Linked DNA regions of Mus musculus: region 2 is linked to region 1. Evidence: chromatin contacts called from ENCODE Hi-C or POLR2A ChIA-PET data. All regions are on one chromosome and are shown on one strand. The core of a region is the stretch at or near the end of the contact, and the rest is flanking DNA. Distances in the headings are between cores, read along the strand shown.

The links. Hi-C counts contacts between places; a loop is a spot of excess contacts on that map. ChIA-PET counts read pairs that join two places held with the same protein, here RNA polymerase II (POLR2A).
Region 2: a map of left cerebral cortex shows a loop between it and region 1 (3-fold over the local background). The contact joins the promoter of 1700030A11Rik here to the promoter of Mapk14 in region 1. A Hi-C loop is called at or near these places in 2 of 37 maps with a recorded cell type or tissue (CH12.LX and left cerebral cortex). POLR2A ChIA-PET finds 5 or more read pairs at or near these places in 2 of 5 experiments (both embryonic stem cell).

Annotation. Positions count from the first base shown.
Region 1 is chr17:28,688,207-28,692,774 of GRCm38, forward strand. Mapk14 (mitogen-activated protein kinase 14) reads left to right here and starts at 3,136. Exons shown (of 12, transcript NM_011951.3): 1 at 3,136-3,649. The coding sequence starts at 3,534. It overlaps Slc26a8 (solute carrier family 26, member 8), which reads right to left and starts at 1,781. Exons shown (of 20, transcript NM_001290320.1): 1 at 1,511-1,781.
Region 2 is chr17:28,902,963-28,907,176 of GRCm38, forward strand. 1700030A11Rik (RIKEN cDNA 1700030A11 gene) reads left to right here and starts at 2,303. Exons shown (of 3, transcript NR_045457.1): 1 at 2,303-2,337; 2 at 2,741-2,825; 3 at 3,042-3,809. Bnip5 (BCL2 interacting protein 5) reads right to left here. Exons shown (of 12, transcript NM_172450.3): 4 at 2,729-2,793; 5 at 2,293-2,533; 6 at 1,554-1,688; 7 at 285-346; 8 at 1-60.

The sequences.
Region 1 (4,568 bases), core at 1,886-4,385:
TATGTTTTAAGACGGGGGGGGGGGGGGGGGGGGCGGGGGGGAGCTCAGTATAGTGGCAGCACAGGCGCCTTTAATCCCCGCACTCCAGAGACAGAGGCAGGTGGATCTCTGTGAGTTCCAGGCCAGCCTGGTCTACAGAGTGAGTTCCAGGCCAGCCATAGTGAGAGCCTGTGTACACAGAAAGAGAAGCAGGGGCACAGCAGAGCTGGGGAGCCTGATGTGGAGCAGTCAGTAGGGTGGAGCAGCCTGGAGGCTCCCTGCACTACCCGCTACTTCTCTTACTTGTCTTTATTGTGAGACAGGCTCCCCACAAAGGTGGAGTGTAGTGGGCTTTGGCATCCTCCTCCTCCTGTCCCCAGCTAGCCAATGCTGGGTTATAGGTGTAAGCCACCATCCATGCCTTAATTCTTTTTGATTCTTCCTTCCTGGGCTGGGGACCCATCTGAGGGCCTAACACATGCAGGGCTACTCTACCCTGAGCTGTAGTCCCAGCCTTTATCTTTAAGCAGGCTTTCATTGCTAAAAAACACTTAAAAAAAAATACAAGCACGTTAACACAGCTCTTTTTGCTTCTGCTACCCTCAGCCATCTGTCCATCCATCCATTCACCCACTCACTGATTCGTTTAAAATCTCTATTTGGGATATTTTAAATGCAAAAAAATGTAACCCGATTTATAAAATTTTGACTCAAAGGACCAGAAACCCTCAAAATTAGTTAAGGTACAAGAATATCTTTTACCTAATTAAGTCATCTTTCACATGCTTTCTAAAACCATAAGACAAAATTCACTTCCAATTAAAAAAAAAAAAAAAAAAAAGCACTTGTATTTCCCAACCAAAAACCTCATTGCCTGTGACTCTCAGTTTTGGTGGAGAATGTATTGGGGATGGTCTAGTGGCAGGAGATGCTTGAAGGTGGCAGCCCTCCAGCTGCTGACAGGTCACATAAACACCTTCCCTTAATGCTAGTCAGTGTGATACCAAGCAGGTGTGGTAGAGAGATCCTCATTACTGGGCTGAACAGTGGAGACTTCATGGGGGGACCCAAAGTCCAGCAATAAGGACTAGAAGACAGAGAAGGAGGAGAGGGGACAGAGGGTGGGCTTAAGGCAGAGAGAACAAAATGAGCAGAACAGTAAAGTCTGGAAGCAAAGGGGGCCCTGAGCTGCGGCCTGATGAGGACACAGAGAGTGGAAGTGTGGGGGGCCCACAGTCCAGTTCCTTCAGCTGTGGACATCACAGAGATGCGAATTTTTGAAAGGATCCAGTATGCAAATTCCATGTTGTCTCTTGCCATTTCGGTTTCACGCAGCCTTTCTATAAGGAGAGAGAAGTTCCAGGGACCACCGCTATTCATTCATTCATTCATTCATTCATTCACCCACTCCTTGTGCCTGGGACACTCCTGGCTCTGCAGGTGACCCAAGCAGCCACGCTCTGGGACGCGAGCGGGCTGTCAGCTCCCAGGCGGCAGCCAGAGCTCCGGACCGCTCCCGACCCAGGCTCACCTGGTTTCCGGTGGCCCGCAGGAGCGCAGACGCTGGGGACAGACTCGGCTCCAGCCTGGCTGGCGGCAGCGCTGCGGACGCGGAGGCCGGCAGTTCCGGAGCCGTTGCTGCAGAACCCGCGGGCGTTCCGGCTGTGCGGGTGACGGGCGAGGATGGCATCTGGGCCGAGGAGAAGGGGTCCCTGCTGCCCTCCACATACCCGGATCTTCTAGAAATAGCCACGAGAATAAGATTTCCCCTTTCTCCTGCTCGGTGTAGGCATGGGTGGATGTGGGTTCTTACGGGTCTAACTTTCCCCATTCACTTTTATTAGCTTTCTCGGCTTCTACGGAAGATTCCACTAGGTGGGAATGCAGGGTCGCATTGATCTTGTAGAGACTAGAACCAGGGCCTAAGAAAGCTCAACAGACTTACCTAAATGAGATGCGGTCAGAATGCTCGCCCTAGTAGTTCTCCATACTCTCAGAGGCATGAATTAAGTCTTTAATACCCACCCCCCAATTTTCTTTTAAATTTCTAAACTTTGGATGGCTCTAAAGGGCAAGAGTCGGTCTCAAACCCGAGTGATGGTTTTTGGGGTGTTGCACATACGGTCTCATCACTACACAGCAGAGGCTTGGTCTCCTGGTTTTTCCAAATGCTAGAATTACAGGATTTGTAAATACAAATAAACAAATAAATAAATAAACAAATAAATAAATAAGAAGGGTCCCCTGGTCTTTCCAAATGCTGGAATTACAGGTTGTGTATAAATAAATAAATAAGAGAAAGGTCTCTTGGTCTTTTCAAATGCTGGAATTACAGGTTCTGTACATATAAATAAATAGTATGAAAGGGTCTCCTGGTCTTTCTAAATGCTGGAATTACAGGCTGTGTAAATAGATATATATGTATGCATGTATATGAAGGGTTTTCTGGTCTTTCCAAATGCCGGAATTGCAGGTGGTGTAAATATAAATAAATAAATGAGAAGACCTTCCTGAAATGGAATGACCTACTTGCAGTGTGTGTGTGTACCTTCCCCTTCCAGTAGTGGGTATTGAACCCAGGGCCTTGCAAATGCTGGTCCCCAGCCTGGAAGTGGCCATTCATGATGTCTACCTCTGACCTCGTGCATTGGAACTCCCTGTGGGTCCCTGGAACCTCCTTCTGCCACTTCTGCCTGAAAACATGTAGGAGCGCCTGGAGGGAGAGCCTGGGCTTTGAGGCAAGACTAATATTTGCCTAGGGGGCAGGTTTCACCAGCATCCCGAGGTGAGCCACTTGTCCTTGAGCAGACCGGAATGCGACAGCTTTCTGGACAGGGCCTGTCTGTTCTTTCAAGTTGTTCTTGGAAATTGACGACTCTAGTGAGCAGGTTGCTCGGAGTTCAAAGATCATTTGGCTCTCTTCCCCGACGCTGTCACAGCGGCTTTCCGCCATGGCGCCAGGCATTCGCCCGTGCGACCACAGAGAGGCGCGCGCGCCCCGCGCTGCGGCCTCCACCCTTGGCGCCCCGGGGAGCCCAGTCCCCGAGAGTTCCTGCCTCGGCTCCCCAAGCCGCGTCCCTCTTCTCGCGAGATCTGCCGGCCCTGCGCGCTCTTCTCGCGACCCCCCGCCCCGTGGGCAGGTTCCATATTGGGTAAGATCTGGATTCAGAGCGGGGCCTCCTTGGAGCTGTTCTCGCGAGAGTTCCGCGAGAGGCTCCCGGCCGCTGCCTGTGGGATCGCCGCCACTGGAGCCCAAGCGGGGCGCTGAAGCGCGAGCGGGTGTCTTGCGGCGTCGGCGTGCGCTCCCTCCCCGGGGAGCGGCTGCAGGAGGACCGCGGCGGGAGCAGCCTCGAGCCGTGCAGCCGGCTCCGGCACCTTGCCGACGCTCGTAGGAGCCGCCGCGGCTGACAGGGGCGGCGGGTCGCAGCCTCCACACCTGCGCGGGTGGCGGGCGCGGGGTCCGGTCTGCCGCGGGCGGGCGCAGAGGAGAGCGTGCGGCTGCAGGCAGGAGCCCCCGCTCGGCCACCTCCTCGCCCCGCTGCTGCCGCTGGAAGATGTCGCAGGAGAGGCCCACGTTCTACCGGCAGGAGCTGAACAAGACCATCTGGGAGGTGCCCGAACGATACCAGAACCTGTCCCCGGTGGGCTCGGGCGCCTATGGCTCGGTGTGGTGAGTGTCGCCGGGCCTCGGGTTAGGGGTGGGGTGGGGGGACGCGGTGGAGCAAGCAGGGTGGCCCTGCATGCCTGAGGGCCAGGCCTGTCCCCACAGCTCAGCGATGCGCCCAGCGGCAGGAATTCTCCTCCGGGCGTGTCTGGGGGTGCAGGGGGCAGCTGGAGCGGGACGTGTCCTGCACCCCTCGCCCTGCATACGCAGGTCGGGGGCGAGCCGTGTGCGGGAGCGGGTCAGCTGCGGACGCGGTGGGATGCTTCTCTACCCTGCGCTCTCCCTGCTCCCAAGACTGGCCCTCCCGGGGGTCCTCTGCTGCAGCGCGGCCTCAGGACCCTGCCTCCGGGTACCGCCACTCGGGACGCGGGAGCCCTGCCCCGGGGAGCAGACGAGCTGGGCGGAGCTCCAGCGAGGAGCTGTAGGGCAAAGCCTGACCCGGGGACTGCGGTCACCTGAACGAAACTTGCAAGAGAAAGCGCTCCTTTCCCGGAATTTTTTTTTTTTTCCTTTTTTCTCCCCCTTTTCCCATTTTTGCAAGCCTCCATCGAAAAATCCTGTCTCAGGAAACGTTCCTTTGGGATTCGCACTTGAATTAGCAGCACCCCGAAGAGCTTAAAATACCGACTTTATCTCGGGGACCACGGTGCCAGCTTGCGTGGTGTGTTTCCGATTCGGTTGAAAGCGTATTTCCTTTTCGGGGAGGGAGGGTGGCAGCGCCTTGCAAGGACGCTCCAGCTCGCCGCTTAGTCACATACCACTGCTCATTTCAGTATTGTTTGACAAAACAGTTTTCCATACCGAGCAGAGGGGCGCCCCTCAAGATCAAGAAGGTAGGACTAGAGCTGGAGGTGTAGATAGCTTTTAATTGAAGTAATTCATGGGGGTGCTTTTCTTTTTTTTAAGTCCCTTAGAAGATTTGCGG
Region 2 (4,214 bases), core at 1,053-3,552, 210 kb after region 1:
CACCTTGCCGGCTGGGGTCGGGTTTTCTCCGGCCTTCTCTGCCTCCTGCGCTTGAGCTTCCTATGGGGAGAAAGAGAGAAACTGAGTCAGGCCTCCCTGGCCTCAAGAAGGTCAAAGGTGAACTATGGCCTAGAAGGATCAGGAGGGGCAAAGGCCTTTGGTGCTAGGGAGTGTTGTCTGGGAAGGCCAGTCCGGAGCTTAGAATGCAGCAGAGAGGTGGGGGTCCCTGGAAGGAGGGGTGAGGGTCCCCAGAAGAGCAGGATCATCCCAGAGGGCATCCTCACCTGCTCTCCCCTCTCGTCCTCTGCACTCTGGAGCAGGACCAGGATCTTCCGCCTGAATTCTCCTACGAAAAGGACAGGGTTCCTTACAAAGGCCTCTGAGGTCGGGGCCAGGTCCACACACCCCAGCTTTTCTGTTGTCTCTCTTTTCTTTCCATGTGCATTCTGGAGTGCAAACTTTAAGGGCTGTGCTATCTCTCCAGCATCCTTTGCCTCCCCCGAAGCGGTTTAAAGCGTCTCCAGATGTTAGACAGTATTTTAGATCCAGGCTTGGTTCTGTCAACAATAAACTGATAACTGTGGGGACTGGAGAGATGGCTCAGCGGTTAAGAGTACCGACTGCTTTTCCAGAGGTCCTGAGTTCAATTCCCAGAAACCACATGGTGCCTCACAGCCATCTATAATGGGATCTGATGCCCTCTTCTGGTATGTCTGAAGACAGCTACAGTGTAGTGATATAAAATAAATAAGTAAATCTTAAAAAAAAAAAAAAAACAACTGATGGGGCTGCAGAGATGGCTCAGAGGTTAGGAGCACTGACTGCTCTTCCAGAGGTCTTGAGTTCAATTCCCAGCAACCACATGGTGGCTCACAACCATCTCTAATGGGATCTGATGCCCTCTTCTGGTGTGACTGAGAAACGTGACAGTATACTCACATACATAAAATAAGTAAATAAATAAATCTTTAAAAAAAAAAAAAAACCCGGGCAGTGGTGGCGCAAGCCTTTAATCCCAGCACTTGGGAGGCAGAGGCAGGCAGATTTCTGAGTTCGAGGCCAACCTGGTCTACAGAGTGAGTTCCAGGACAGCCAGGACTATGCAGAGAAATCCTGTCTCGAACAAAAACAAATAATAATAATAATAAAACCGATAACTGTATGGAAACCTCCCTTCTGTGTTCTCAGCCCCTTCCTGGCACCACGGCAGCTCTCAGCCGCCCACCTAACGGCAATAACCACGCTCGGTAGCAACACAACCTGTTGGCTGACAGGCCGACCCTGCTATACCTTACAGGCAGTCATTCAATTAGAACTTCCAGCAAATCTCAAGGTCCAGCCTTGCAAAATGGGGAAACTGAGGCTAACGGGTGAAATGTGCTGTCTCCACAGCCCGAGGCCTCCCACAGAGAGACTGAAATAGGCCTTGGCCTCCCTCGCTCTGCCTCAACTTGCCCTTTCCAAATGGCAGAGTCTAGACAGATGGGCTATTTGCTGGAGGTGGGGGGGTAGGGGTGGCGGAGGGGGGTGTTTCTGAGGGGCAAGGGACTAACTGGATTCGGAGGCTCTGTCCAGCAGTGGCTTCTCCTCGGGTCCCTGAAATATGGCAGCTGGTGTGTGGAGCTCAGAGGGATGGGAGCCTCCACCATCTACAGACGGGACCTCTTGGAACTCAGGCGCCTCCAAGTCTGGGAAGCAGAAAGTCACAGTCAGTGTGTGTGTCAGCCACGCCCAGCAACCTGAGCCTGGGCAGGTGCCAGTGTACGCCACCCGTGGGCTCTGCAAGGCTTGCAAGGCTATGCCGGGTCTGGGGCTCTGTTTGCGGACCCCGACCATGCTCTCTGCATGAAAAGAACTGTCTTTCCTTGGCTTCTCTTTTTCTTTCCATGGGGTTTCCTTACCTAGCCGCTGTTTTCGGTTGGTCCACTAGGGGGCAGAAGGTGCCTGGCTCCGTGCCACGAATGAAGAAGAGCCATGGCCTAAACCGCCTTGCATGAAAATCTCTCCTCTTATGACCCCAAATCCACGCTCTCCTGACAACGGTGTCATACAAGTCTAGCCCCCATCCACCCTAACGCCCACGAAGAGCCAACGAGACCAGCCCTTCTCCCTCCGGCTCTGGCTCTGAGGGATCCCACTTGTACCCAAGTGAGACCATGTGGAGGGGAAAAGCTTTGATCTCTTCTCCATCTCCATCCTCCCTACACTGCTCAAGGCATAGTGTGGGCATCAGAAAGATTCCAGAGCAGGAGGCAGCTGCAGTTGCTATGGCAACTGCTAGAGCCTGCTTACCAAGGCTGCTGGAGGTGGAAGCTCGCTGGCTACTAACACACAGGGGTAGGAAGCTGGGCCTCTTGGGCCGGGTTTCTGGGCCCAGGGTAGTGGCTGTGCCGACTCTCTTGGGTTCCTCAGAGGCAGGCTTCTTGAGGGATAAGACTCTCTTCAGGCTGGACTTCTTCTCCTGGGATTTCTTCCTGGGGAGTGGCGTTGGCTTTCGTGGAGGAACCGCTTCTGGCTGAGGGATTTGCACTTGCTGTGGGGAGGAGAAAGAAACTGGGTTAGATCCCTGGCCTTGAGGAGAGGCGAAAGGCAACCCCAGACAGGGCCGACCCAGAGCGGGAGGTGGCTTCTGGAATTAGGGAGTGGGGCTAACTGGACGGGGAGGCGGGGCACGAACCGGGAGCTGCAGCAGCTCTGCAGGCGCTCTCTGATGCCTGCGCCTCCTCACCTCTTCTTCCAGTTGGTCTCCAGCTTTCTTGAGCAATTCCACAATCTGCCAGATGACATCATCCTCTGCAAGAGAGCATGGGTCCCACCACTCCTAGGTATGCAGACAGTATCCAGATCTGGACTCCCAGGGAGAACGAAACCAGCCTGGATCCCTCAGGATTGAGGTTCCCCAATACCCAAAGACCCTCCCATCCCCCCCCAATACCCAAAGACCCTCTCATCCCCCACCATCCTGACTGAATATGGGAAAGTATTTTTGAGGCAAAGTATGACTTTTTAAATGTGTTAATTTTTTATAATTCAATTATTAGGGAGAAGAGAAACACATGTGGCGATCAGAGGATATCTCTCGGAAGCCAGTTCTCTCCTTTTATTATATGGGTCCCAGGAATCAAACTCACATCATCGGGGCTTGCTGGAACATGCCTTTACCCTCTGAGCCATCTCACAGCCCAAAGCATGATGTTTTATGCAGGGATTTAAGGCCCGATGTCCACCTGCCCTGTCAACTGAGCTTTCTAGATCTGGGAACTTTGAATTGGTAGTGGCTAAATCACTTTCCCCTCCGGATCTTTACAGCTTTCCCTGCGAAATATGGGTCACAATCTCTCATGGGCTGTCAGGACATCAAACAAAGGAGCAGGAGTTAGAAACATTTCCCAAGGCTGATTCCAAGTCTTCCAGCCCCACATAATAACAGGTCCCTATCCTAAGGCACAGAGAGGACATCAGCTGGCGCTCCACAGGTCACACTGGACCTGCCCCATGGCTGCTTCCACTACTCCTCACACCAGAACATTTCCTTGGGTGGCTTGTTTTGCCTTACACAAGGGTGATGTGCCCACTCCACTAGCTGCACCCCAAAGGTCTGTTTGCATGAAATGTCAAACTAACAAGCGACTCTGCCCCCGGCTTCCTGTTTCCTGACACTATCTACAGTTCATTTTCCTCTCAGGCAAGGCAATGGTAAAGTAAATACCTTACAAACTGGCCACAGAAATGCCTTTCCATCCCTTGCATACCCTGCCTTTAAAAATGCCGCCCTCGTTTTTAGACAATTAAATGAAGAGGGTATTGTGAGGTGTTCTGATTGTGTATGAGGTTGGACGCACTACTGAGAGACGGGTGTTTAAGTCTGTATGGATGAAGCTTCGTTTTATTCCCTGTAATTCTGCAAGAAGATTCAGAGCACACTGAAGGCTCCTCACTGTGGCCGTTGGACAGTTCTTTCCATTTTTCCATGTAGCTGCCTTGTTTAGTTAAGCCCAAGACCTTTTACCTGCTAACACAGGGTCCCTGTCTAACTACACCTTTAGTCTCTATTCAATAGATAGGTGGTAGGTATAATAGATAGATAAAGATAGACATAATAGATGAATGGATAGATAAGATGATAGATTAGATAGGTTAGATAGATAAGATATAAATATATAAAATAGAATTGGTGATAGATAATAGATGGGTGGATGGATAGATGGATGGAT